2 separate regions of the Homo sapiens genome follow, and region 2 is linked to region 1. A link is an interaction called in ENCODE POLR2A ChIA-PET data of the cell type or tissue named here. Cell type or tissue: CD4-positive, alpha-beta T cell. All regions are shown on one strand. Links, peaks and the distances in the headings refer to the core of each region. The heading gives the core; the rest is flanking DNA.

Region 1 (15,039 bases), core at 2,406-10,405:
CTCGGCTCACTGCAAGCTCCGCCTCCCGGGTTTATTCTCCCACCTCAGCCTCCCTAGTAGCTGGGATTACAGGTGTGCGCCACCATGCCTGGTCAAGTTTTGTATTTTTAGTAGAGACAGGGTTTCACCATGTTGGTCAGGCTGGTCTTGAACTCCTGACCTCGTGATCTGCCTGCCTCGGTGTCCCAAAGTGCTGGGATTACAGGTGTGAGCCACGGCGCCTGGCCAGGCTTTGTGTTTTCTATTGGCTGTCATCACAGTCCAGCCTGTTTATTTCCATCTGAGGGAAGCAGATTCATTCTCTTATTGTATCCCGTTCTGTCACGTTCACACTACTGAGTGTCACTTTATTAACTGTAAATTCCAAGGGAAAACATCTCTGTTTCAGCAGAGATCTACATTTCACATGACTAAGTGGCCTTTCTAGGGAGGCCACTCTGTGGTATGTTGCGTTCCCTAAGAGACAGGCTTGTAGCTATAGAAACTGTAACCTTGTGTAGCCAATGGTGTGGCAGGGGTAGCGCTGACTTTGTTGATTTCTTTCTTCTTCACTGTGGTTCAAAATACCTGGGGACATTGCTGAAATAACTGAAAGATGGTTCCCCTTCCCCTACTGCCCCAACTGTGTCTTTTGCCCTTCTGTATCATTAGATGTAAAACTCAGGAGATTTTTTATTTTTATTTTTGAGACAGGGTCTCATTCTGTCACCCAGGCTGGAGTGCAGTGGTGCAGTCTCGGCTCACTGCAACCTCCGCCTCCCAGGTTGAAGCGATTCTCCTGCCTCAGCCTCCTGTGTAGCTGGGATTACAAGCACATGCCATCACGCCTGGCTAATTTTTGTATTTTTAGTAGAGATGGGGTTTCGCCGTGTTGGCCAGGCTGATCTTGAACTCCTGATCTCAAGTGATCCTCCCACCTCGGCCTCCCAAAGTGCTGAGATTACAGGCATGAGCCACCACGCCCAGCAGGACCTGGTATCTTCTAAATCAGAGTAGGATTTTGTTTCACAGGTCCTCGAGATTAGGAAAAGAAATAAGTAAAATAAAATAAAGAGGCCAGACAGGGTGGCTCACAACTATAATCCTAGCACTTTGGGAGGCTGAGGCGGGTGGATCACCTGAGGTGAGCAGTTCAAGACCAGCCTGGCCAACATAGCGAAACCCCATCTCTACAAAAAATACAAAAATTAGCCGGACGTGGTGCTGAGCGCCTGTAGTCCTGGCTGCTCCGGAGGCTGAGGCGGTAGGATCGCTTGAGTCCAGGAAATTGAGGCTGCCGTGAGTGGAGATCATGCCACTGCACTCCAGTCTGAGTGACAAAAAGACCCTGTCTCAAAAAAAAAAAAAGAAAAGAAAAGAAATGAAAAAGAGAGAGAGAGTAAAGGGTGAGAGTGCAAGAGTGGATTAAAAAAAGTAATAATAAAGAAAAAAAAGTTTGACTTTGCTGGAATTGTTACAAGAATGTTGTCTCAGGAAGACAAAACAGAAGGTAAAAGCAAGCAAGGGTGAATGATACTGGCAGGCTGCAGACAGACCGTGTGTCCAGAAGGAACTATTTGCACTTTAGAGAAAGGACACCAAAGAAAGAAAAGAGCAGTAATTCCCCAGGGCTGTGTAAGGGAGGGGAGCTGCCAAATCTGGTGGAGGAGAGTATTACAGTCACTAGGGCGGTGCGTCCTGCCCCGAGGCAGGAACAGGCAGTTTCTTGTTTATTCAGCACACACAGATTGAGTGCTTACTGTGAACCAGGTGCTCCGGCTCAGGTGCTAGGAGGTGAAAGGTAAGTAGGCTCTGCCCTCGCCTCTCACGTTTTGGGGAGGCTGAGGCACAACCTCGGAGGAGTCTGTGATTCCAAGTTCACAAAGCCCGCAGGGTAACTCAATATTGCAAAAGGCTGCTGCAGGCCTGAGACCACAACTGCCACAGCCCTCTCCTCATCTTTTTGACTTGTAAGTAATTGTGACTCCTGCAATCCAGGCTAACAAAGTAAGAGAGATAGTTGTTTGGTCCAAATACTCTTAATTGATCCTATGAAATCCATTTTGCTGTGCAAAGGAAGTTGGGCAATATTCTAGTCTAGGCTCGGCCCACAGAGAATTTATACAAGAATCCTATAAACCAGGCCAGGTGTGGTGGCTCACACCTTGAATCCCAGCCCTTCTGGAGGCCAAGGCGAGAGGATCTCTTGAGACCAGGTGTTCAAGACTAGCCTGGGCAACATAATGAGACTGCATCTCCACAAAACGTTTTTTTTTTTTTTTGAGACAGTCTCACTCTGTTGCCCAGGCTGGAGTGCAGTGGCACGATCTCAGCTTACTGCAACCTCTGCCTCAGCCTCCTGAGTAGCTGGGATTACAGGCGCCCGCCACTACGCCCAGCTAATTTTTTGTATTTTTAGTAGAGACGGGGTTTCACCATGCTGGCCAGGCTGGTCTTAAACTCCTGACCTCGTGATTCTCCCGCCTCAGCCTCCCAAAGTGCTGGGATTAAAGGTGTGAGCCACCGCGCCTGGCCCACAAAACATTTTAAAAGTCCAGGCACGGTGGTATTCGCCTATAGTCCCAGCTACTCAAGAGGCTGAAGTAGGAGAATCACTTGAGCCCAGGAGGTCGAGGCTGCAGTGAGCCATAATCATACCACCGCACTCCAGCCTGAGTGACAGAGCAAGACCCTGTCTCTAAAAAAAAAACCAAAAAGAATTTTATAAGACAAAATATCACAGTAATGTTTTCAGCCTCTTCCCGACAGCGACCCTATTCCATCATTCTGGAGACCCACCTTACAACACCCCCTCCCCACCCTCCTTCATGCAAAGGAAACTGCTGACATCCTGCTTGACAGAGCAGTTTGTGGTTTTGTTTGTGTGTATTTGATTAGTGTTAGTCAGGTGACTCAGTCCCTAAGAACCCGACCTAGTTTTACGTGCACCAGAAAAGGTGTGCTCGAGGCCAGATGTGGTGGCTCACGCCTGTAATCTCAGCACTTTGGGAGGCCGAGGTAGGCGGATCACCTGAGGTCAGGAGTTCGAGACCAGCCTGGCCAAGACAGAGAAATCCCATCTCTACCAAAAATACAAAATTAGCCAGTCATGGTGGCACATGCCTGTAATCCCAGCTACTCGGGAGGCTGAGGCAGGAGAATTGCTTGAACTCGGGAGGCAGGGGTTGCGGTAAGCTGAGATCACACATTCCAGCCTGGGCAACAAGAGCAAGGCTCCGTCTCAAAAAAAAAAAAAAAAAAAAAGCCAGGTGCAGTGGCTCATGCCTGTAATCCCAGCAGGTTTGGGAGGCCGAGGCAGGTGGATCACGAGGTCAGGAGATCGAGACCATCCTGGCTAACGCGGTGAAACCCCGTCTCTACTAAAAATACAAAAAAAAAAAAAAAAAGCTGGGCATGGTAGTGGGCGCCTGTAGTCTCAGCTATTCGGGAGGCTGAGGCAGGAGAATGGCGTGAACCGGGGAGGCGGCGCTTGCAGTGAGCCGAGATCACACCACCACACTCCAGCCTGGGCGACAGAGCGAGGCTCCATCTCAAGAAAAAAAAAAAAAAAGAAAGAAAAGAAAAGGTGTGCTTGTCCATTCACTCATGTATTTGACACATTGATTGAACACCTATGCAAGGGCCAGGCCCTATGCAGGGCTCAGAATACAGGGAGGAAGACACAGTCCCTGCCCCCAAGGGACTGGCAACAGAAGGAATCCCTATGGTAAGTAAAGGGACAAACTGAAAAACCATTAAAGCAAAGCTCCTCCTATAACAATAGATTCTGCAATTTTATAAAAAATCACAACTTCTTGTTGCAGGCAAACTCCACCCCACCAACCCCAGGACTGGATCCTGCCCCAGTGGTAGCAGAGTTCTTGACTTGCCTCTGACAGAGAAAATGACGAGGGGGTGAGGATCCAGTGGTCCTGAAGATAATTAATTTTCTCATTGATACAATGGAGAAAACAGAAATTAATATATTAAATATCACTTTTCAGCCAGGTGCTGTGGTTCATGCCTGTAATCCCAGCACTTTGGGAGGCCGAAGCGGGAGGATCGCTTGAACCCAAGAGTTCAAGACTAGCTTGGGCAACATAGTGAGACCCCCATCTCTACAAAAAAAATACAAAAATTAGCCAGGCCTGGTGGTGTTCCTATAGTCCCAGCTATTCGGGAGGCTGAGGTGGGAAGATTACTTGAGCCCTGGAAATCATGGCTGCAATAAGCCAAGATCGTGTCACTGCACTCCAGCCTGAGCAACAAAGAGAGATCCTATCAAAAATAAAGAAAGAAAGAATATCACTTTTCAGCCAAGTTTTCAGAAGATGTTGAGAGTCTTACAGTTGTTAGAATGAAAGCAGTAGTAGCCATTAAACTGCGTGTAAGGACAGATTGTATTAAACTGTGTATAAGGAGAGATTGTATTTATTTTATTTATTTTATTATTATTTTTGAGACGGAGTCTTGCTCTGTTGCCCAGGCTGTAGTGCAGTGGGGTGATCTCGGCTCACTGCAAGCTCTGCCTCCTGGGTTCATGCCATTCTCCTGCCTCAGCCTCCCGAGTAGCTGGGACTAGAGGTGCCCGCCACCACACCCAGCTAATTTTTTTGTATTTGTTAGTAGAGACGGGGTTTCACCATGTAGCCAGGATGGTCTTGATCTCCTGACCTTGTGATCCACCTGCCTCGGCCTCCCAAAGTGCTGGGATTACAGATGTGAGCCACCATGGCTGGCCCTATTTTATTTTTTTAAATAAAATAGAGTTGAGGTCTCACTGTTAGCCAAGCTGGTCTCAAACTCTTAGGCTCAAGCGATCCCTTGGCCTCCAAAAGTGCTGGGATTATAGGTGTGAGCCACCATGCCTCCCAAGGTTGTCCTTTTAGATCTAGTTAAGGATCTTGAGATCACCCTGGATTATACAGGTGGGCCCTATATCCAATGACAAATATTTTTATAAGAGACACATGGAGGAGAGGCGCACAGAGCAGAAGCCCATGTAAAGATGGAGATGGAGATGAGAGTGATGCAGCCACAAGCCAAGGGACACCTGGCGCCACCAGAAGCTGGGAGAGGCAGGGAAGGCTCCTCCCCTAAGGCATATCCCTGCTGACACCTGGATTGCAGACTTCCAGCCTCCAGAACTGTGTGAGAGAAAATATCTGCTCTTTTAAACCACTGAAGTGGGGCTGGGCACGGTGGGTCCCACCTGTAATCCCAGCACTTTTGGGAGGCCGAGGCCGAGGCGGGTATGTTGGGTAAAAGCTGAGTGTTGGGAAAAAAGCTGAGGCAGGGCTTGCATGTCTGACATAATGTAAAAGAGTCTTGGAACATGTCTGGGGTCCAGGGTCTAAAACCCCTCGTGGCCTTTGGAACACCAAGCTCTGTGCTAAAGGGTGGAAGGCTGCCCCGCCACACCACAATCTAAACCCAGGGCATAAAAGCTCTCGTGGCTTGGATGGAATCCAGGGCTCAGGGCATAAAAACCCTCGTGACCTCTGGAATGTGTCTAGACTTGCAGGCTCCTTGCTTCTATCACTCCCATTATCTCAAGTAGCAGAACATGTTCCATATGCTTCAAACAAAATGCTAAACCGTCACGGCCATAGATCATGCGCTTGATGCACTGCTTCCTTTCAACCCCCACATCCTCACCACCTGCTTCTTTGATCACCAATAAACAGCTCGGGCTCCCAGCGCTCAGGGCCTTCGCAGCCTCCATACTAGCGTTGGCCTGCGGTCCCACTTTCACTCTTAACTTGTCTTGTCTCATTCCTTTGACTCCCCCGGACTTCGTTGCCCCCACAGCCTGGTGTTGGGTCTGATCACCCCAACAGGGTGGATCACCTGAAGCCAGTCGTTCGAGACCATCCTGGCTAACATGGTGAAACCCCATCTCTACTAAAAATACAAAAATTAGCTGAGTGTGGTGGCAGGCAGCTGTGATCCCAGCTACTCGACTGGCTGAGGCAGGAGAATCGCTTGAACCTGGGAGGAGGAGGTTGCAGTGAGCCGAGATCACACCACTGCACTCCAGCCTGGGCTACAAGAGCGAAACCCTGTTTCAGAAAAAAAACAACAAAAAATCCCACCAAAGTTATGATTATTTGGAAGGCAGCTATGCTCGCTACTGTACCACCAACGCCGCTGGGTTATGGTTGTTACCGAAGTGCTAGGAAGCTACTACATGAATCGACATGCATATGGAAATATCTACAGCCTTTTCTTTAACATGTTTAACTTTTCCCCCATGCCTTTGCCATTACCTTTTTTTCAGAAGGACAGAGGCAGGCTGCACACGGTGGCTCATGTCTGTAATCCTAGCAATTTGGGAGGCCGAGGTGGACAGATCACTTGACCCCAGGAGTTCGAGACCAGACCGGGCAACATAGCAAAACCCCATCTCAAAAAAAAAAAAAAAAATTAGCCAGGCATTGTGGCCCTCCTGTAGTCCCAGCTACTTGGGAGGCCAAAGTGGGAGGATCACCTGAGCCTGGGAGTTCGAGCCTGCAGTGAGCCGTGATCACCTGGGTGACAGAGTGAGACCCTGATTCAAAAAAAAAAAAAAAAAAAAAAAAGGCAGAGGCAGTCCAGGCTTCAGCCAGCCTGTCTCATTTAAATGCCAATTTGGTCATTTCCTAGTTGTGTGACCTTAAGCAAACTACTTAATCTCTCTGAGTCCCCATTTCTTCATCTGTAGAATTTTTGCATTGGTATTAAATGAGACCGTCATGTAAGTGTTTAGAATTGTGTCTGGCATATCATTAGCAATACACATAAGTGGTAGTTTATGCATTCTCTCCTGTTCCTCAGTGATTTCCTGTCCTCATCAGAATGCTACTTCTTCATGGTAATGAGCCAGTTTTGTTCCTGCCTAGATTTTTAAAAAACTCATTATCACTTGTGATTCATTTACCTCATTATGCTTTTAGGCTATTAGAATGGGGAAAATGTCACTCAGAAGAGTATGAACAAACCAAGCCCCATGGAATCTCACTTGATAGCCAGGGCTAATCATCAGAAAAGTCAAAAGATCAGCCATTAGCAAAGTAGAGAGACAAAGAACCCGATTTAACTAATAAGCACTTCAATACCCGTGACTTCTAACTGACTCTCTCTCTCTCTCTCTCTCTCTCTCTCTCGACTTTCCTTTGAAATTTCAAAGGGTATGAATAATTTAATTGATTTTCAAAATAATTGACTTGTTTTTGACAAGCATGTGCATGTTTGCTTGGTTTGTGGTTGAGATGGACCAAAAGAGACAAAAGGATTACTAGGTTTAAGGAGCCCCTGTCTATCCTGTATTTCAAATTTCAAAGACAGTATTTGTTCTTAAAACAGTCACTGCTTCCCTTGCTTTGAAGGAATTTAAGAGTATGTCTTAGCTTACAAATCACTTAGCAGCCAGGCGCGGTGGCTCACGCCTGTAGTCCCAGCACTTTGCGAGGCCGAGGCGGGTGAACCACCTGAGGCCCGGAGTTCAAGACCAGCCTGACAAATATGGAGAAACCCCCCGACCCTACTAAAAATACAAAAAATTAGCTGGGCGTGGTGGCGCATGTTTGTAATCTCAGCTACTCGGGAGGCTGAGGCAGGAGAATCGCTTGAACCTGGGAGGCAGAAGTTGCGGTAAGCCGAGATTGTGCCATTGCACTCCAGCCTGGGCAACAGAGCGAGACTCCATCTCAAAAAAAAAAAAAAAAGAAAAAAGAAAAAATCACTTATCTCTGAACAGCCAGCACACTGGCTTCTTCACTCACAATTATTCCTCATTCAGATCCTAGCAATTTCAGAAAGTGTTGAGTTTATTACTAGTGCTTGGCCTCTAGGGCTCTCCTTCCACACTGCATTAGTAGCTGAACTGTCTGCTTTGTCTACAGGGCCTGCTTATCTTGCGATTGGACCATCTTCTTTTCCTTTCACTTTCACGGTCTCTTTCACACGAGTAGGAAAAAAAATGGAAAGTATATATATAGATACATACATATATATATATAGATACATACATATATATAGATACATACATATATATATATAGATACATACATATATATAGATACATACATATATATAGATAGATACATACATACATATATATATATATATATATATTTTTTTTTTTTTTTTTTTTTTTTTTTTTTTTGAGACAGAGTCTCTGATGCCCAGGCTGGAGTACAGTGGTGTGGTCTCAGCTCACTGCCACCCTGCAACCTCCACCTTCTGGGCTCAAGCTATTCTCCTGACTCAACCTTCCGAGTACCTGAGATTACAGGTGCGTGCCACCATGCCTGGCTAAGTTTTGTATTTTTGGTAGAGACAAGGGTTTCACCGTGTTGGCCAGGCTGGTCTCGAACTCCTGACCTCAGGTGATCTACCCACCTTGGCCTCCCAAAGTGCTGAAATTATAGGCGTGAGCCACTGTGCCCAGCTGGGAAAGTATTTTCTTCCCAAGCCCATATCTTTAACACATTTGCAAAATCAAGCATCCCTAATGGTTTACCTTGGCGTGGCTAGAAGTCTTGATTTATATGATATTAGGTTTCCTAAAAGAGGGAAACTTCCCTGTGGCCCTCACCTAAGGGATTTAGGCGTAATTCATGAAGCAAGTTTACAATAAAAAAAATCCCTACCATTGCATACCAAAAAAAAAAAAAAATGATGGTTACGGTCATACCAATGGCATGTTTAAAACAAGACTTAATTGGCCAGGCGCGGTGGCTCACGCCTGTAATCCCAACACTTTGGGAGGCCGAGGCAGGCGGATTACCTGAGGTGAGGAGTCTGAGACCAGCCTGGCCAACATGGTAAAGCCTCGACTGTACTAAAAATACAAAAATTAGCCAGGCATGGTGGCACACGCCTGTAATCCCAGCTACTCCAGAGGCTGAGGCAGAATTGCTTGAGTCTGGGAGACGGAGGTTGCAGTGAGCCAAGATCACGCCACTGTACTCTAGCCTAGGCGACAGAGCGAGACTCTGTCTCAAAAAAAAATACATAAATAAATAAAAATAAAATAAAAAACAAAGACTTAACTGTTGCACTGTGATACTGTGACATCTGGAGGCCCATATTTAGTGTAACAGGTGAATTACTCATTTCGAAAAAAACATTTTTATGGCTCTGACATTGGTAAATTCTGACATCTCTCGTTGATCTGGTAGGCTGTGATTGGGTCAGTTTTCAAGATGCAACAATGAAAGGCTTCATGGTGACACCTGGTCCGAATCTCACCGAAGCCTCAGGGCCAGGGGCCAGCCATTGCTTCACCTGGACTGAGCCCTTTCCATGGCGCAGATGGCAAGTTAAGGATGGGGGAAGGAAAGGGCGAGAAAACTAAAGGAGAAGGAAGATGAGGGTGGCAGAAGAAAGGGGACCAAAAGATGCAAACATTAGGGCAAAAACATGAGGGTTGAAGTGAAGTCTTCAACCAAATCCAGCATATAAAAAATCTCAGTTTGGGCCGGGTGCCATCGCTGACACCTGTAATCCCAGCACTTTGGGAGGCTGAGGCGGGTGGATCACCTGAGGTCAGGAGTTCAAGACCAGCCTTACCAACATGGTGAAACCCCATCTCTACTAAAAATACAAAAAATTAGCTGGGCGTGGTGGCAGGCGCCTGTAATCCCAGCTACTTGGGAGGCTGAAGCAGGAGAATCGCTTGAACCCCGGAGGCAGAGGTTACAGTGAGCCGAGATCGTGCCACTGCATTTCCAGCCTGGGTGACAGTGCAAGACTCCGTCTCAAAAAAAAAAAACAAAAAAAAAAAACATGCTTGAGACTTTAGAAACACTTCTCTCAATAACTCATGGGTGGAAGGAGAAATCATGATGGATATTTAAATTATTTAGAATTAAGTGATAATGAACATGCCTCATATCAAAACTTGTGAGATGCCTTAAGGTCATACTTAAAGGGAAAGGTATGGCCTTAAATGCTTATAGAAGAAAGGCTTAAAGGTTAATGAGAGATTATGGGAGGTCGAGGCAGGTAGATCACATGAGGTCAGGAGTTTGAGACCAGCCTGGGCAACTTGGCAAAACCTGTCTCTACTAAAAATAGAAAAATTAGCTGAGTGTGGTGGTGCGCACCTGTAATTCCAGCTACTCGGGAGGCTGAGGTAGGAGGATTGCTTGAGCCCAGGAGGCGGAGGTTGCAGTGAGTGGAGGTTACAGGCACCCGCCACCAAACCCAGCTAATTTTTGTATTTTCAGTAGAAATGGGGTTTCACCATGGTGACCAGGCTGGTCTCGAACTCCTGACCTCAGGTGATCCACCCGTCTCGGCAGCCCAAAGCGCTGGGATTACAGGCATGAGCCACTGGTGCCCGGCCACTTTTTTTTTTTTTAATTATAAAATTCTTATTGATTTTAAATTTTAAAAAAATCTTTACTCTGTGCCTATGATTACCCAGGCTGTTGCTTTTTAACATATGGTGAGTGTCCTGGACACCGCCTGTCTGTTGCTAGCTGCTGCCATGGGATGAACCGCCGGCCAGGCTACACTGATTTATACAATATTAGGTTTCCTAAAAGAGGAAGGCCTACCTGTGGCCCTCACCTAAGAGCTTTCGGGGCAATTCGTGAAGTAAGTATACATAAAAAAGATTCCTACCATTGCATACCAAAAAAAAAAAAAAATGGTTACCGTCATATCAACGTCATGTTGCCAGGAGCCCCAGGTGCTCCTGCACGCCAGGGCCCCCGCTCCGAATGCTGCCCATTGCATCGTTTTCCACCTCCCTCTCGCCCGGAGCCTCTTCTGAACCCTTCTCATTGGAATCCCTTTCAATGGCAAACCTCATTCCTCATTCTACTCCCTGAATGCTCTCTCCTGGTCCTCATTCTTCCCTTGGAACACCGCCCCCTGGTATCGCTCTTGGAAGGCTATTTCTCATTCACACCTTTCAGACCTAGAGGTCTAGGGGTGAGGTTTGCCTCCTCCAACACCTCCCACAACCGACTACCCCTCTGTTCCACCTCCCACACGAAGCCTCCCTGGCCCTACCCTCTTCTCCAGCCCCACCGCCTCTGTCCCACTGTCCCACTTCAGACCTTATCACGCTTGATCTTGATATTACAAGAGCCTCCTTGGTCCTCCTCCACCTGCAGTCCAGGTCCTCCTTTCCTTCTCCACACTTCTCCACACAGCAGGCCATTCCCAGAGGGATCTTTTTTTTTTTTTTTTTTTTTTGAGACAGAGTTTCGCTCTTGTTGCCCAGGTTGGAGTGCAGTGGCATGATCTTGGCTGACCGCAACCTCCACCCGCCAGGTTCAATCAATTTTCCTGCCTCAGCCTCCCAAGTAGCTGGGATTACGGGGTCATGCCACCATGACCAACTAATTTTTGTATTTTTAGTAGAGACAGGGTTCCACCATGTTGGCCAGGCTGGTCTCGAACTCCTGACCTCAGGTGATCCACCCTCATTGGCCTCCCTAAGTGCAGGGATTACAGGCATAAGCCACCGTGCCCAACCCCAGAGTGATTTTTCTAGAAGCACAGATTGTCCTGGCCCTGTTCCCAGTGGCTTACCTTTCAGGGAGGTCTCCTTTACCTCCCCTGGGCAGTTAGGTGGTCGCCCCCTCCGGCTCCTCTAGCACCAAGGCAAACCTTGGTCACATTACCTGTCACATCCCTGGCACATCTGTCAACTTTGAGGAGAGGAAACAGGTAGGTGTGGCCATGCAAGGTGAGACCTGTGGATCCCCAGCTTCAGCAGCACACGAGGGCTTGTTAGGAAGGCAAAATCTGGCCAGGCGCGGTGGCTCACTTCTGTCATCCCAGCACTTTGGGAGACCGAGGCAGGAAGAGTTCGAGACCAGCTTGGGCAATGTAGTGAAACCTCATCTCTACAAAAAAATGCAAAAATTAGCTGGGCATGGTGGTGCATGCCTATAGTCCCAGCTACTCAGGAGGCTGAGGTGGGACGATCAACTGAGCCACAAGAGGTGGAGGCTGCAATGAGCTATGATTGTGCCACTGCACTCCAGCCTGGGCAATAGAGAGACCCAGTCTCAAAAAAGAAAAAAAAAAAGAATTTTAATTTGCATTTAACAAGGTCCCAAGTGATTTGCTTGCACTTTATTTATTTAGTTTTTTTTTTTTTTTTTGAGACGGAGTTTTTCGCTTTTGTTGCCCAGGCTGGAGTGCAATGGCACGATCTTGGCTTACCACAAACTCCTCCTCCTGGGTTCAAGCAATTCTCCTGCCTCAGCCTCCCGAGTAGCTGGGATTCCAGGCGTGCGCCACCACGCCCGGCTAATTTTGTATTTTTAGTAGAGACAGGGTTTCTCTATGTTGGTCAGGATGGTCTTCAACTCCTGACCTCAGGTGATCCACCTGCCTTGGCCTCGCAAAATGCTGGGATTACAGGTGTGAGCCACTGCTCCCGGCCTTGTTTGCACTTTGAAATTTGAGAAGCACTGAATACTGAAGAGAAGCATCAGCAAGGTGAGGGGACGATTTCCAAGTTCAAATAATTTTCATTGCCTTAGTTTGGGAGAGCTTGGGGTGAGAGTGGGTGAGGACAGCCAATTGAAATGACCTACTGTAGGCTGGGCATGGTGGGTCATGCCTGTAACGCCAGCATTTTGGGAGGCCGAGGCAGGCAGATCACTTGAGGTTAAGAGTTCGAGACCAGCCTGACCAACATGGCAAAACCCTGTCTCTACTAAAAGTACAAAAGTTAGCCGGGCATGGTGGTGCATGCTTGTAATCCCAGCTATGTGGGAGGCTGAGGCAGGAGAATTGCTTGAACTCAGGAGGCGGAGGATGCAGTGAGCCAAGATCATGTCACTGCACTCCAACCTGGGTGACAGAGCAAGACTCTGTCTCAAAAATAAAAAAATAATAATAATTGAAATAACCTACTGACATCCTAGAATGAATAAAATCAATGCAAGCTTTGAGGCTTAGATCTGGAAGAGATCCTATTATTCTGGAAACAGCTGACAGTTTCAGATTGATGCTGTGCTGCAGTGAATAAGGCAGACAGATGCCAGGATATGTCAGCAAAAGACCTGTCACAGCATCAATTAAGAGAAATGTTGAACACTCACCCCTTTGTCGGAGCCAGCATGAAGCAGGAGCACAGCAGCAGGAGGGCGAGAAGAGGGGAGACAGCTCTGTCCTGGCAACAGGAAATTGCCTCGGGAAGATTGATTTGCACTTAGTGCAAAGTCACTGTGAGGTCAGAAAGGGCTGTGTGTTGAATCTTTTCTGCATGTTCGACTCACCCGGGTCGTCCTGCCCAGTATGCACTTAGCACTCCTATTACTCAAAGACTCATCACAGGCAATGGCACTTAAATAATGGACCCTTAAGCCTAACCTTCTGAAAGGCTCCGGTTGTCTTTTATTAATAAAAACTAGATCTCTAGGGAAGAGCTAAGCTCTCCTACAGGGCAGTCAGTGTGGGGGCAGCTTGGTGGGGTGGGGGAAGGATGAGGGGGCTGTATTAATAGCCTTTGGGCACCCAGGAGAATGCTGCTGAGGAGAGCGTCACTGTTGATGTGCATATCTAGCTCCATGGGCCAAGTACCGCAGTGGAAAGTTCATGATCCCACGTGTTCCACTTCCTAGCCGTATCACGCTGGTATTCTCATTCCTACAGCTGAAAAACCTGAAGCAGAGGTTGCATGACTTGAGGCATCCCACTGCTAACTAATGGCAGAGATGCTGATATGGGTTGAATTCTGTCCCCTAAAAAAAGATATGCTGAAGTCTTAGACTATAACCTTATTTGGAAACGGGGTCATTGCAGATGCAGTTAGTTAAGATGAGATCATACTGGAGTGAGTGGAGCCTTTAATCAAAGATGATTTATGTCCTTATAAGAAGTGGGAGGCCGGCTGGGCACGGTGGCGTGTGCCTGTAATCCCAGCACTTTGGAAGGCTGAGGCAGGTGGATCACCTGAGGTCAGGAGTTTGAGACCAGCCTGACCAACGTGGTGAAACCCCATCTCTACTAAAAAAAAAAAAAAGGAAAAATTAGCTGGGTATGGTGGTGCATAACTGTAATCCCAGCTACTTGGGAGGCTGAGGCAGAAGAATTGCTTGAACCGGGAGGCGGAGGTTGCAGTGAGCCGAGATCTCACCATTGCACTCCAGCCTGGGCAACAAGAGAAAAACTCCATCTCAAAAAAAAAAAAAAAAAAAAAAAGAAGTGTGAGGCCAGGCAGTGGCTCACATCTGTACTCCCAGCACTTCTGGAGGCCAAGGTGGGAGGATTGTTTGAGCCCAGGAGCTCGAACCAGCCTGGGCAACATAGTGAGATCCTGCCTCTACAAAAAATTTTAAAATAAGTTGAGTGTGGTGGCACACTTCTGTAGTCCCAGCTACTTGAGAGGCTGAGGTGAGAGGATCACTTAAGCCTGGGAAGTGGAGGCTGCAGTGAGCCTTGATCGCGACACTGCACTCCAGCCTGGGTGACAGAGTGAGACCCTGTCTAGAAGGAGAAGGAGGAGGAAGGAAGAAGAGAAGAGAGGAGACACACAGGGGCAGATAGCTATGCGACAGTGGAGGCAGAGATAGCAGCGATGCAATTCCTACTTGCTAGGGAAGCCAGGATCACTGGCAAACACGAGAAGCTGGAGATTGAAGGAAGGATCTTCCTTCCCTACAGGTTTTGGGGGGAGCATGACACTGCCAACACCTTCATTTTGGACTTCCAGCCTCCAGAACTCTGAGGCAACACATTTCTGTCATTTTAAGTAACTCAGTTTGTGATACTTTGTTACTGCAGCCCTGGAAAACAAATACAGGTGGGATTCAGACTTTGGCCTGCTGAGCCTGTGGTTTTCCCGTTGATGTCGCCCTGCAGCCATGACATGGACAGAGCTACTTGGGATGCTGGGATCGCAGCATCCGTACTCACCTGCTCTCTGGAGCCCTCCTGCGCACATGGTAACATAGTTGTCCACAGTCACGTGGAGAAGGGGGATGCTGCTTGGAAAGCTTCAAAAATGGAGTAGACTCCTACCCAGGAGGAAGCCAGACTCCTGCATGGAGGGACCCTTTACATCCCATGATTTTATAAAGAAAGAAAGCAGATGACGTGTTG
Region 2 (15,039 bases), core at 4,482-12,481, 820 kb after region 1:
TCACCACTTTTGGGGTAAAAAATAGGGTCAGCTATTGTCAATATCTTCTATTTATTTTTATTTTTATTTCTTTAGAGACAGGGTCACACTGTGGCCCAGGCTGGAGTGCCGTGGTACAACCCTGGCTCACTGTAGCCTTGAACTCCTGGCCTCAAGTGATTATCCTGGGCCCCAAAAGTGCTGGGATTACAGGCATGAGTCACGGCAGCCAGCCCCCAGATATTGTCAATTTCATATGATTTGATGTAGTATATTTCAGCTAATTGTAGCTAAATCAAAATACTCACAGTGTCTTGCCTTTATTGCCTTTTAACTATGGCCATAAAAATAAATTGGACAATTTTATTTGTCTTAACCTCTTTTACCTCTCAGACTTTGTGCATAGTAGGTACTAAACAACGTTTTGTTAATTGAGTGGTGTTTTTGGTTATCTTCTCTCAAAAGGCAGGACAAAAATTTGCCACACTATCAAATGCTGAGACTGCCCTTAAAATATAATTACCAAAGTGTTCGCTTCACTTCAGTTTTCATGATTTAGATAAATCCTTTTTGTTCCTTGTTTGGGCAGCACTGGGAAGCTAATTAATACATTATTAATATATTGTAGAGGCAAACAAGACTCTGCTTGCTCACACAGCTATGACAATAATAAATTCAGGTCAGAAATATTTTTTCAATTAAGGGAAAATGTTATTATAATGAGAAGTTATTTTTAAACAACAAGACACAACTCAGTGTCGAAACACGGCAGAGACTTACAAATGAGGTGAATGGCAGAGTCAGGCAAGCCCTCTCCTGATGGTTCCAATCATTTAGGGCCCAATATGGACGTCTAAAGTGCCCTGCAATGAACTCGAAATGATAACCTTTTGGGATCCCAGCAATGAAGAACTTCGTTATTATTCGTCTGCGATTTCATAACAGTTGGGATTGGTGCCAAACTTAGGAGCCAGTACTGAAATAGCTGAGCAGGAGGCATGAAATGGTTTTCAATTCAGAAAATAAAGAGCTCCCTCCCCAGTAGAAGAGATGCGGGAATGTTCAGGGAGGAGCGTGAAAAACCCGTGAGTTATAGTACCTCTTTGGGCCTCAGTTTTTCCACACTTTGTTAACTACCTCTTACAGAATATTCATTCTCTGTAACATCTGTTGTTGCAAGGAAAAATCAGATAATGCCTAAAAATGCTATGCATTTCTTGAGGGGGGAAAAAGCTAGAGCCAGAAAATGTATTATTTTGGTTTTGGTTGACCCAGAGATGTGACAGCAGCCACATTACATAAGAAGAGTTCTAAGAAAGCAGAGTTGTCTTCATTTTTTAAACAGAAGAACCACAATCTCCTTTCTGTTTGGATCCTTATACGAATCAAATATGTGAGCAAGAAAGGGCCTACGAAATCACCAATTTTAACTTTCCCCCTAATGCCATTAATTTTTCTTAGAGATATTTTGAGCATGGAGCATGCACAATTCTGCTCAATTTTTGCCATCTAATGAGATCCCAGCCCCAGGTGCTGTGCTTCTACAATAATGTCTCAATGCTAATTACATTTTAGAACAGTTAGGGCAAGAATAGTTCCAAACATACTTGAAGTAATAACTAGTCATATATCCAGAAGGTCAACAGTTCAATCAAAGAGAGAAAAAAATTAGCATATCTTAAGAAAGAATACAAGTGGTTTTGTACAAGAGCTCTCATTTAAGTCTACAAGTGCACTTAAAATACTGATACAGCTAGGTAATTCTATATTTGCCTTTTTAACTCAGTGAAAGCTCCCAATTTCAGGGTGCAGTGTCTGAGAACGAGAAGCATCTGGCAGGTGAAGGGGAGAGGCGTGTTGTTAGTGAAATTGGCTGGAATTTCAGGTTAGGGGTTTGTGCCAGGACTGTGCTGCATGGAGTTGTAGAGAGGGGGGCTTTGGGCTGCTGATGAAGGAAGAGAAACGATGTTAGAGAGCTTTGCACTGGGCCAGGGCTCTGCGCCAATCCTCTGTTACAGTAACAACACAGCGCTAATCCATGAGCACAGTAAATCCCTCAAATAATTGTGTATCAAATCACTACCAACAAAATTACACTCTGCTGTCATCAATGCAGTTTCCATAAAAATGTCTGATCTTTCCCCCAACTTCTCAGTTTCAAAAATGATTTCTAATGAATACCAAAGAGAAGCAATTGGAAGCTCCACCCATTGCTTTCTATTCTACATGACTGAAGTTACCTTTAGTTTAGAAGTGCATCACATTTTAATTAAAAGATAATAATAATTATTGAGTACTTATTATGTACTTGGCAATAGTTACATGGCTAATAGTGTTAAAGAAGATTCCGAAAAAAAAAATCACCTGCCAAAACCATCAAATAAATCATTTCTGCTCCACTAAAGGTAAAGTATTAAAATAATAAAACAGCTCAAGGATTTGTTTTTAATGTGCTAAAAAAGTGGTACTTTTCTTTCTCCAAGAGCCCCGCACTCTGCACAAGAAGTTCCTTTCAGTAAGGGTGCAATGTGACCTGGCATTGTGTGAAACACAGTCTAAGAACTCGTGATTTCATGGGGGAACTAAGCTGGGAATCTAAGAATGACTTTTATAATTTGAACTATAGGAAAACCTTTAGGAAGAAAATCAAGTTATAATGAAACTTATTCAACTCACTAACTTTTAAATAGGATGGGATCTTTTTACATTCAATTTAAAATATAAAACACTTTAAATGTACAGAAAAGTAAAGAGAATAATAATAACCAACTCATCACTGAGGCTTTTTATGAGTCTAATAGACCCTGTTCCATTTCAGAGGGGTCCTACAGTTGCTCAGGTAGGAATTTTTCCAAATTGAAGACCAACCTCTGGGGACAAAGCCTTTTTGCAGGATGTTTTGGGTCCGTGGAATTCTCTCCTTGATCCTCTGCCATCCTAATTGAGCTGTTCCTTCCATTCACTTCCGTTCACGGAGGTGATGAAGTGCTGTTGGGGGAGGGGGCTGTGGCAGATGCCAGGACCACCGCTGCCTTCAGCAGGTCACAGTCAATCCAGGAAGATCAATGCCCACATAAATAATTCTAACATAAGACTGAGTGCTGGAGAGAAAGAGATTCACTTAATCTGGGGCAGAGCTGGGAAGGGAGGGTGGATTGGGGGTTAGCCCTTGGGGTCAGCTAGGATTTGGGAAGGTGGCGATGAGAGGGATGGGGGAGCTTAAGCAAGAGGGAAGGCCTTAGGTCCAGAATGGTGAGCAGGCAGTCCTCAGAAGAGAGTGTATGCTCTCAGCTAAATGGGTGTGCTTTGGCTGGAAAAAATGTTGAGAGGCCCCTAGCTTGTTGATGGAAGCGTCCGTGCCCCTCCCCATTTTCTAATTTTCTTTTCCAATGATGCTACTGAGCCTTGAATTTTTACATATCATCCAGCTGCTTTTTAAACCCTAAAGTCATATAATACAGTAATAATTTACTTTTGAAGAGCATGTTACAGTTTACAAATTGCTTTTTGATACACGTTATTACATTTGACCCATGTAACAGCCCTGTGACACCCCAGGCTCATCTCCACAAGTTCTTTCCTTTGAAAGTAACTTCTGCTTATAGAAACTGCCAGCTATAGAAGTCAGAAAAACATTTCCAATAGCAGTCTTATTGTGTTAGAAGCAGAAGCTGGAATAAAGTCAGCAATCTGGGAGAGACAAAGGAGAGGGCACCAGCATAGACAGAGACTGAGAGTCCCGAGAGGATGACACGATTGTGGCTTTGGAAATGCAGAGTGATGCAGAAGAAAAAGAAGAAAGAGTGTGCTGCAGAAAGCAGAAGGTGGAGCAAGGAACAGGGTGGTGGCTGGCTCCAGGGCAGGGAGCCAGTGTGGGGTCAATGCCTGCTCAACCACAAGTGGGGCTGGGTGTTTACCTTGAGCAGTGCCCCGTGAAACACAACTCAAAAATAAAAAAGGGTGGCTTTCAGAACATGGGGATAGAATAAAATGATTTTATTTATTTATTTCTTTTTTTTCTTTTCTTTTTTTTTTTTTTTTTGAGATGGAGTCTGACTCTGTCGCCCAGGCTGGAGTGTAGTGGTGTGATCTTGGCTCACTGCAGCCTCTGCCTCCCGGGTTCAAGTGATTCTCCCACCTCGGCCTCCTGAGTAGCTGGGATTACAGGCACCCACCACCACATCCAGCTAATTTTTGTATTTTTAGTAGAGATGGGGTTTCACCATGTTGGCCAGGCTGGTCTTCAACTCCAGACTTCGAGTGATCCACCTGCCTCAGCCTCCCAGAGTGCTGGGATTACAGGTGTGAGCCACCGTGCCTGGCCTAAAATGAATATTTTTTTTTATAAGGTTGTGGGGCAAAAGACCATTTCAAGATCTGGGAAGGCAGAAATGCTCATTTCATTTGACGTACGTACGTTCTGTCGCATCCCACAATACCTCATCTGTTGTAACTTTGATAAACTGTTTTTCAGATCGAGTACGAAAGTGGTGCACTTTTGCGACTACTTTATAGAAGCAAAAACAACCAGGACACCATTTTCTGGTTGCAATCTAGTTGGAATAAATCTCACTGATGTTGGATGCATCAACATATCCACTTAGCCTGCTGTAAATCAGTTTACTTTTCTACTTAGAGACATGATGTGAAATGAGATTAATCCAGCTACAGCAAAGTGAGTGAATTCAGTTGAGTAAATCCTTTCCATGGAAAAGAACTTTGTTTTGCAGCTCATTCGAAATGAAAAATCCACAGGACAGTATGATGCCTTCTCTAGAACTGAACAAATGCATTTATCCTAGTTTTATTTAGAGCTAAATTCACATTAGAGCTATCCCATTTGATGGTGTACTCTATTGTTCTTAGGTGAGGGTCACAGTGAAAGCGTTTGCTGAACAACCAAAATGTTTTGGTGGAATTTAGCCTAAGGACTAGTGCTCCAACTAGACTATAAGTGCAGAGAAGATTGACAACTCCTTGGAGAGAGAGGAGAGAGACTAATAAAAACCAACAAAACTGTGTATATTCTTTTATATTCCTCCTCCTTTGTGTTCCATGGCAAAAGGGCAGTCTGCACACAGCTTTTATTTAACAAATACATACTTGGTGGTAACTATTTCAAGCAGGCAAGGCTTGGAGCAGGTCCAGAGGATAATGAGGGGATTAAAAGGTCAGGGAGAGACTCTCAGGGCAACAGACTAATGGAATTGAGATGCTTTAGCCTGGAAAAGGGGTGGCTGTGCTTGGCAGTTGCAGACGGCAGTTTGTGTTCTTTATCATTACTGAATGATAGAAATCACACTGTGTGCAGGGTGGGATGAAAGACACTCGCTTTACATCCCAGGAAGAGGTGTTTAGGGTTAGAAATGGGGAAGAAGCTGTGACTTCGATGGATTATAAGGCACCCACTGGTCTTTAAGAAATCTTTCTCTGAAAATGTTAAAGTTGAAGCGTAGATAATCTTTCTGAAATGATTTAGGTGCACGCTGCAGTAGGGGAATGACCCAGAGGACCTCTCGAGTTCTGTTCCATTTCTTATCCCGTGATTTTTCAGTGGCCACTGTCACTGGCCTACTTCTGGCTTACTTCTGGTCTACCTTTCTCCATAGCTGGGAGCCCTTGACCCCTTCTTGCAAGTCAACCATGCTGTAGACTCAGCACTAAGCCCCTTCTCAGTTGGGAGGGATTTAAGAAGCTCACTCTAGTTGAACACTTGGCTGACTCAGCATCGGTCATGCCTGCTGCTGGCCTGGCTCTGAGGCGCCCCAGTTCTAGCAAGCAGGATTCTGCCTTGTTCCTGAGTCTTCATCTTACTGGATTTACCTGAAATCTGCCTGTGTACTCCTATGCTAATACTTGAAATCCTTTCTTGTTTTCCATGTCTAACACGATTTTGAGATCATACCTGGTATCCACTCTAGAACTGAAGCCTTCTCTCTCTCTATTTCTCCCACACCTCCTTCCACCCCTCCTGGGGCTCATACCTGGTGTCCAGTCCCTGAACATCAGCCCTGTCCTCTTTTTTTTTTTTTTTTTTTGAGATGGAGTCTTGCTCTGTCACCCAGGCTGTAGTGCAGTGGTGCAATCTCTGCTCACTGCAACCTCCAGCTCCTAGGTATAAGCGATTCTCCCACCTCAGCCACCCGAGTAGCTGGGATTACAGGCGCCCGCCACCATGCCTAGCTAATTTTTGTATTTTTAGTAGAGACGGGGTTTCACCATGTTGGCCAGGCTGGTCTCGAACTCCTGACCTCAGATGATCCACCCGCCTCGGACACCCAAAGTGCTGGGATTACAGGTGTGAGCCACCGTGACCGGCCTTTTAGCCCTGTCCTCTAGAGCTCACTGCCTTTGTGCACGGAGTACCAGTTAGCATTGGTCCTAGATGTCTCCTTTCATCTGTGGCTGGATTTTCCATTCCCTGCCACTCACAACCCCACCACCATCACTCCGGCCACTGCTGGTCTATTTGTTCTTTGCCTGGTCATATAGTGACATGCCACGTGACTCTATTTTCCTGTGGCATTCTATGGTTTATGGTCGCACATCTGAGTCTTTATAAATCATATACTGGTGTTTTCCAACCTTGTCACTATTGACATTTGGGGCCAGTTAAGTCCTTGTTGTGGGGGCCCATCCTGTGCATTGTAGGATTCTCAGCAGCATCCCTAGCTTCTACCCACCAGTAGGACCTCTCCCTGCAAACTGTGACAAAAAATGTTTCCTGGCATTGCCAAATGTCCCTGGTGGGAGTGGGGGAGAACCCCTGCTCCACAAGAACCCAGAAAGGCAAGAGTACTTTTTTTCCAGAGACAAGGTCTCACTATGTCACCCAGGCTGGATGGAGTACAGTATCTCAGTCATATCTCATTACAACTTCAAACTCCTGGGCTCAAGTGATCCTCCTGCCTCAGCCTCCTGTAGCTAGGACTACAGGCATGCATCACCATCCCTGGCTAATTTTTAATTTTTTGTAGAGATGTGATCTCGCTATGTTGCCCAGGCTGGCCTCAAACTCCTGAGCTCAAGCAATCCTCCCACCCTGGCCTCCCAAAGGGTTGGGATTACAGGCGTGAGCCACCATGCCTGGTCAACAAGAGTATTTTAAAGCCAGTTACATACACTGAGAAATAGCTGAATATATAAACAGAACATTTGAATCTGGTAACATTTTAACTAAGGACTCTAACCTTTTAATAAACACCAAATGGAAGTTTGTAAGTTTTGTATTACAACATAAGGTCTACAGCGGGTAAAATGGGAGTGAAAATCCCTTCACTCTAGATCTGTTCTTCTCAGATTTTACTGTGCATAAGAATCACCAGGGGAATTTTTTCACAGTTTAGATTCTGATTCAATAGGTTTGAGGCAGGGTCTGAGATCCTCACTTCTAACAGGCTCCCCGGCGGTGCCGTTGCTGCTGGTCCTAGGATCACACTCTGCTACGAGTGCCCAGGCCCTGGATTAAAAATCACGTGAAAGGTTGGGGAGGGGCTACTGGAAAATTAATAATTATAGGGTCACAAGAGCAACATCACAATGTGCATTAGAATGGCAGACTAGAAAAATTTGGATGTTCCCTGCACCTGTCTATAAGGAACAAAAAAACTGCTCTCAGGGATGTGTTTTGAAATATGACATTTCTATGAGCTTGAAATGATAAATATTATACAAGTTACCTGTGAGCTCTCTGCGCTGGCCAGGGATGAAAATCTATGAACTTCTAAGCTAGCTTGGTAAGTCTTTTAAAGGTTTCCAAAAGTCTGACGGAAACCTAAACTATAAGATCTTTGTAGTCCCGTATTACAAACAGAAGAGGGTAGAGTTGAGGATGGGGCTGGGGGAGGTGATGGAGGGAAGAGAGTCATTTTAAATGAGTCTTGCAGATATGCTTTATGGCACTTGCTCACATTACAAATAATGTGTAAAATGATACTGACCATCACGTGATGTTACTACAACCAAAAATCAGATAAACCAGTTATATTTTTAAAATAACTGCAAAAATGAAGTCATTAACTTTCACACGTAGTGATCAGGATAATCAAGTCTTCTGAAAGCTGCTGAGAGCCTGAAATAAACTTTTTCTCTCCTCATCTAATGCTGCCTCTGAGTGACATTTCCTTAGGGTTTTGCAGACATCGAACTCATTGTCGCATATCCTCACCGCAAGGAGGAAATGGCCATTCACACTTATTCCTATCTTACTTAGGAAGATTGAGGCCCACTAGTTTGTCTAAGGATGCAGATTCATCCACGGTTGCAGAGAATTTATGGATAGGAAAGAGACAATGAAGTTCTGGCCCTTTAGAGGCCAGAGATCCATCATGAGATTAGCTGCACCAGCAGGTAAGTACTCACCTGCAGGGAGGGGAAGCTAATACCCTAGCTCTGAAAGATTTGGACAAGTTGTTATCAAAATGATCGAGTGAAATAGAAATAAATGTCTTTACATTTAAACCTCTGTCCTAGGGTTTTTTTTTTTTTTTAAATCAACAGTGTAAGTACAGAATAAGAAAGATCTGGCTGGGCATGGTGGCTCATGCCTGTAATCCCAGCACTTTGCGAGGCCGAGGCAGGCGGATCACAATGTCAGGAGTTCAAGACCAGCCTGACCAACATGGTGAAACCCCGTCTCTACTAAAAATACAAAAATTAGCCGGGCGTGGTGGCGGGCGCCTGTAATCCCAGCTACTCGGGAGGCTGAGGCAGGAGAATCACTTGAACTCACGAGGCAGAGGTTGCAGTGAGCCGAGATTGCGCCACTGCACTCCAGCCTGGGCGACAGAGCGAGACTTGGTCTCAAAAAAAAAGAAAAAAAGAAAAGAAAAAGAAAGAAAGATCTGGCTTAGTAGTAGTGCATGGGAACTCATGGGTTTTAGTTGACCACAATTTCGATATGAGTCAGCAGTGTGACATGGGTGCCAAAAGGGCTCATGCAATCATGGGCCATATTAATAGAAGTATAGGCTACAGATCAAGGGAGGCAACTACCCCATGGTGTTCTGCATCCTCAGATCACTCCTGGAGAGCGTTGCTCCGTTCTGAGTCCCGTGACTTAGGGGAGGCCCTAAGCTAGAGTCCAATCAGAGGCGGGTGCTTAAAATAATGGCAGCACGCAAAACTGCCTCATAGGAGGAGTGGTTACAAGAACTAAGGATATTTATGCTTGAAAAAGAAGACTTTGAGGGACATGATTGGAAGCAGGGGAAGAGCAGGCTATCTGGGAAAAGATCTTGAGGTAATTTCCAGTGGCAGAAGTTTAGTTTCTGGATTCCCCATGGAAACTTCACATGGCTCTTCTGACTCTTTGTTGTTTGCAAAATAAACAGATCTTCAGCAAAGAAGACCCTGTTTCTCCTATGATTTCCTTGAAGTGTAAAGCTTTGTGGATGCATTGATGCCTGCTTGCTAAACCATCTCTCTCAGCCTACAGATGCACCTCCTTCAAGAAGTTCTTTCTAAAAATCTCCATCTTGAGCTGTTTTTTAATCTCCTCATCAGTTTTGCATTGTGGTACCATTTTTTTGTTTGTTTGTTTTTCCTAGTTTCCCAAATACACTGTTCATTCCTTAGGGGAAAGGACCCAATGTTTTTTTTGCTTTTATTTCCCAAAGTGTTCTCAGTACGTCTGCATACCTGTGAGCTAGGGACTGAGTGAATTTCTGCAGACAGTAGCCAAAAGATGAATTAAAGTAATCAGACAGGTAATTTTTACAGCATCTACAAGACGAAGCATTACAGCATGCTTTCTTGATAATAATAACACCTAATTGACCCTTCACTTTATGAAATAATATGATCTGACAAAGTAGGCTGTATCATAAATCTCCCTTACGTCTTACATTTAAAAATGGAAGTTGTGGATCTTTGCTGGAGAAAAAGTCTGCTCTCTAAAAGCTCCATCTTTTTTGTTCCAGGTATTGGGAATTTCTTTTCAGCTAGGGGATTCCTTGACTTCACACTTTCTCCTTCTTTGATTATTTGGATACTTACAGGGTACCAAGTGTCAACTCATAAAATCTTATAGTACCCGGTTTATAAAATGAATTAGTAGTCTATTTAAAAATATTGATCTAGAAAATAAAAATTCCACAAAATGAGTTTGTTTACACAAGAAAGCACCATGTTCTGCATTGTACAAATGAGATATTGTTGGGGGTAGCCACACATGAATCTTCAAAAGTCTCTTGTATAGTGGGTTAAAGAATGGCATAATTTCACTCGAGGACAGAGGAGTCGATGAGGCACAGTGAGTCATCTGTGAGGCTGAGCACAGAACACAGGATACGGGAGCCAAGCTCATGCTCTGTCACTCTCATCACTGGTCAGTATAACCTCCCACAGTCCAGTGACCTGACACGGTACCGAGCAGATGATACTGTCTGCAACAAGTTGATCTAACTCCACTTGCCAGCCTGAAGTTCACTTAGAAAATTTGAAGCACAAAAAGACTGAGACACAGGGGCCCAATTTCCTATCAACACCTGTTAATCACAAATATTAGCACTTAGCTTGGATGACTCCAAAGGCCAAGGGAGAGTGGTGATGTCCTCCCCTAGTCTCAGGACTTCTGCATTCACAGCTGCAGGCCCTCTTGTGAGTCTCCAACTTCCAAGAACAATTCTGGGACATTAAAGGATATAACTGTTCGTAATAAAAAATCAAGGAGAAGGTTTTGTACCCTTTGAAAGGCATAACCTCTTTAGAAGGATAAGGATCTATCAGCCCAAAATAAGCCCATCAGCATTATTTACTTCCATATGACTCCCTGAACTACCCAAGAGGGGTAATAAAATCTCATGGGATGTCTGCCCATTGCAGAGCACAGGGTTGGAGTATAATTGATGTGGACAGTCAGCCCTGCAGCAAGTGAGGCAGCCAGCGGCATGACACCCAAGCAGCCCACAAAGGCACTATTGAGATGTTTGTAGTTTCTAATGGGATTTGGACATTGCAAGGGAATCCGTTAAGAATTGGATGCCAGCTCTTATGCCCTACAGGGAAGGGTGAAGGGTCTTGCCATCTATGGCAGAAAAGGTCATTTCCCTCTGTTCCCAGACCCAGTGGGATTAGGTGGTTTTCTGCAGAAAATCAAAGGGCTTCAGAGAACACACAGTCTAACCTCTCACTTGACTAAGGAAGAAACTGAAGCTCAGGGAAGTTAGGTGACTTGTTTAAGATCACGTGGGTAGCTCTGGTAGAGCCAGAATTCAGCTTTCCAGAAGCCCATCGAGGGCTCCTGCATCTCCAGAATCCTGTGTTTGGACCAGTGTTGTGGAAGGGGCCCAGCCTACAGCGTGACAGGCTTGGTGCTACGTCCCGGCAGACATTAGCAAATTACCTTGAGCAAGTCCCGGAAACTCTCCAAGCCTTGCTTTTCCCACTCTGCAGAATGAGAGGTAAAATCTGTGGTCTGTCTACCTCAAAGATCATAGCCAGATCAAACAAGATAATGGCAACTCTTTTTATTTACTTATTTATTTTTTGAGACAGGATCTCACTCTGTTGCCCAGGCTGGAGTGTAGCGGTGTGAACACGGCTTACTGCAGCCTTGATCTCTTGGGCTCAAGGGATCCTCCTGCCTCAGCCTCTGGAGTAACTTGGACTACAGGTGCGGGCCACTGGGCCTGGCTAATTTTTTAAAAGAATATCTTGTAGAGATGGGGCCTCACCATGTTGCCCAGGCTGGTCTCAATCTCCTGCGCTCAAGCAATCCTCCCACCTTGTCCTCCCAAAGTCAATGAGCCTGTACGACAACTCTTTTTAAAGCTCCATCAGGATCAGTGTACAATAACTCTAGAGAAAGACAATTTTTCCTATTCAGGATATATGGGTGGACACCAGGTGATTTATGATGGATGGACACCAGAATTTCCCACGGAAATTCTGTACAAAGTTGCGTAGGATAAGTGCTAGGCATCGTTGGTTTTTTTTCCCCATTGGGGAGAGTTTTCATAGTTTTCGTTGACATCTTGAATGTGTCTGTGACACTCCCCTTCCCCCACCCACCCCACCACTGCCAGTAAGAACCTATGTGCTATGGATATCAGCGTATTTATGGTCAACTTAAAGTACTGATATAAGGTATTAGATTTAGACAATTTTCTTAGTTGTCTCAATGTTTGGTTGAGATTCTCCTGTTATTCTTACCGATTTAATGATCTATATTTTCAAACAAATCTATTTAGCGGAGGAGAGCCTTTTCAGCTATCAGACTTTACATTTTGTTTTATAAAGGGTTAAACTGTGTGACCTATAAAATGATGAAGAGAAATTTCAAATTACAAGTCAGCCAGGCTTTCCACCCCACTTTGTACTTCCCTTGTAATATTTCCTAGTTATTTAGAAAGAGTTTCTTTAAAATCATATTTAACAAGAGAACTATCTACTTATTATTTACTGAGTTCCTACTGAGTTCTCAGCAGTTTGTTTCTAATATTTTCCCATAAAGCACTAGACAAAAAACACAAATCATGAACCATTTGTAGGCCGACACATTAAGCCCGTGGTTCTAGAAGGCTGGGGGGTGTGGAGAAAAACAAACGAAGAAGTATTATTCATGACCAATTGATCAATTAGGCTGCTTTTCATTAAAAAACATAAAAAGGCAGAACCAATTTGGCAATGACTGTGTTGGAAATGCAAAAAGAACCATTATTAATGCTGGATTTTTTTTTTCTTATTTATTTTTAGTTCTCTTTAGAAAATTACACTTGAGAGCTTTCTGTAATGGCCACTGAAGGAGTGGATAAGATTCAACTCAGCAGTCGAACCCTTTTGTAATGCTAATGAAGGAGCATGGACCAACACCTAGTTTATACAGCTTTTTCTCAATACAGTTTCAGAAGCCACAGGCTGACTTATGGAATATCTGAGTGTATGAGATAACCAACCAGGGAATTTACCTACTAACAACAGTCATCCATCGTCTCTTAAGGAAATCCACCATGGCCTTTTATAAATCTGACAATGGCTTATACTCTTGCGTTTTATGGTAAAATCTTATATAGTACAGAAATGTGAAAAATGAGAGGAAATTTCTCCCTCCTGATTATATCAAAATATCATCTTCCACCCCGAGGCTCTGAGGTCCCAGGTCTCATAACTCCCCGCTTGTATTGTTCCTTTCAGGGATTTTTTCCCCCCATTACTTCATAGTTCTCCTACTCTTTTCTGTTCCAAGTATTTTATGTTCAAGGTTTCTTGTACAGAGCCTTAAGCTATGTAAATGTAATAAGAGTACTTATCTGGGCTTAGTGGAATGCTGTTCTTATTCAGATGAATTAAACCTTAAATGTGTTTGGGTGGCAACCTCCCGGATTTTCAATAACTTCAAGTCTGAGTGTGTGTGAGGGCTACTTCCACTCAGCTCCACTTGTATCACTCCTCACTGCATGTGCCCATCATCAGAGAGAGTGCTCAGGAACCAGACAGCCTGGGTTCAAATCCTGGCTCCACCAGGTACTAGTTAAGTGACCTTGTGCAACGTACTAGACCTCTCCGTACCTCAGTTTCCTCATTGTGAAAAAAGGGTATTATTAGCACTTTCTTCATTGCACCATTAGAAGAAGTAGACGAGTTAGTACCTACAAAGTATTAGAACAATGCTTGGCAAATAACAATAATAACAGGCACTGTTTTAGGAACCTTAAATGTATAAATCGTTTACTCTTCAGAACAATCCCACGAGATAGGCACCATTAGTAATCCCATTTTATAGCTTAAGAAACTGAAGCACAAAAAGAATAACTCGTCCCAGTTCATTCGCTTAGTAAGTGAAAGACTGGGCTCACACCGAGGCTGTCTTGGCTCCACAGCAAGCACTCAATAAACATTACCTACTATTATTATTATTACCTGAACTTATGCACTCAATAAATATTTCCAGCCACTATTGCTGCTGATAATGATGAATTTGCATGTCGAGTCCATCTTCAAAGCGTATTAAAAATATATATGAACTCCAATGAAATAATCAATTTAGGCAAAGATTATTACCTAAAGTCACCGGGTGAGAGTTTGTTGGGAAATAGGATATTGCCACCATGCCAAAGTGTTTATGAGATACACTTTGAGATACCCCCTGAGAGTACTCGCTAATTGCAAAGGGTGAAAAAGTGCCTGTACAACAAGAGATCCTCTGAGCAAGATCACTACCTCAAGCCCTGATCAAACTTGGCATCATGCACAGTGGAACAACCTGGCATTCTGTACCTCCTGATAAGATGCAATATGGAGCACCCAGTGGCACCTTGCAAAAAACGTTCAATCAAAATCAAATCATGCTTTTAGTCCTAACTTGGAGCTTATGAGAAATAAAGTGGGTAGAGGAACAAATTAACCATGAGGCAACAACGAATTCAGAAAGTGGGACCTGGTACAAGAGAACTGGCGTAATCTTTAAAAACATCCAATGTTGAAGAAAGAAGCATGAGACCCAACTGCAAAATATGTTCTTATTTTTAAAAATTAGATTCTTTTTTTAAAAAATGGTATAGAAGACATTTGGGGGACAAATGGGGAAGGTTAAATCTGCACTAGCTATCAGATGATATTAAGGACTTACTGTTTATCCTCTTAGGCCTAATGATGGAATTGTGGTTAGATAGAGGAATGCCTTTATTCTTAGATGAGTACTGAATTATTTAGGAGTGAAGTATTATTTTATCTGCAACTTACAAGTAATTCAGAAAGAAATAGGTATAGATGGAGCAAATACGGCAAAGAGTTAGCAATTGTTGAACCTAGGTAGTGAGTACTAATATTTCAACTTTTCTTTATGTTTTATGTTCAGTTATTTTCTCACTATCTTTTCTTTTCTTTTCTTTTTTCCTCTTTTTGAGACAGGATCTTGCTCTGTCGACCAGGCTGGAGTGCAGTGGCACGATCTCAGCTCGCTGAAACATCTGCCTCCCGGGTTCAAGCAATTCTCGTGCCTCAGTCTCCCAAGTAGCTGGGATTACAGGCGCCTGCCATCATGCCCGGCTAATTTTTGTATTTTGGTAGAGACAGGGTTTCAACATGTTGGCCAGGCTTGTCTCCAACTCCTGACCTCAG

Evidence for each region. ChIA-PET counts read pairs that join two places held together with the same protein. Peaks named below come from ENCODE experiments on the same cell type or tissue, not always from the same donor. Only the 100,000 strongest peaks of a DNase experiment are listed, where the experiment ranks them.
Region 2: POLR2A ChIA-PET joins it to region 1 with 5 read pairs; 1 of 35 experiments calls an interaction of 5 or more read pairs at or near these places.

The regions. Positions count from the first base shown.
Region 1 is chr22:40,719,528-40,734,566 of GRCh38, reverse strand. No RefSeq gene overlaps it. Among named protein-coding and RNA genes, the nearest start is that of MCHR1, 48 kb to the right of the region's middle. RefSeq lists a silencer at 3,094-3,252 and enhancers at 5,571-5,620, 5,691-5,770, 5,098-5,821, 5,822-6,546, 12,080-12,693. In CD4-positive, alpha-beta T cell, for the core only: no CTCF peak of the experiment used is centred there; DNase peaks (open chromatin) are centred at 2,886, 5,646, 7,366, 7,846 and 1 weaker place; H3K27ac peaks cover 3,686 bases.
Region 2 is chr22:39,904,171-39,919,209 of GRCh38, reverse strand. The region is part of intron 1 of GRAP2 (GRB2 related adaptor protein 2); the gene reads right to left. Among named protein-coding and RNA genes, the nearest start is that of GRAP2, 11 kb to the right of the region's middle. RefSeq lists an enhancer at 8,719-9,028. In CD4-positive, alpha-beta T cell, for the core only: no CTCF peak of the experiment used is centred there; DNase peaks (open chromatin) are centred at 8,899, 10,249, 11,349, 11,969 and 2 weaker places; H3K4me3 peaks cover 5,921 bases; H3K27ac peaks cover 4,048 bases.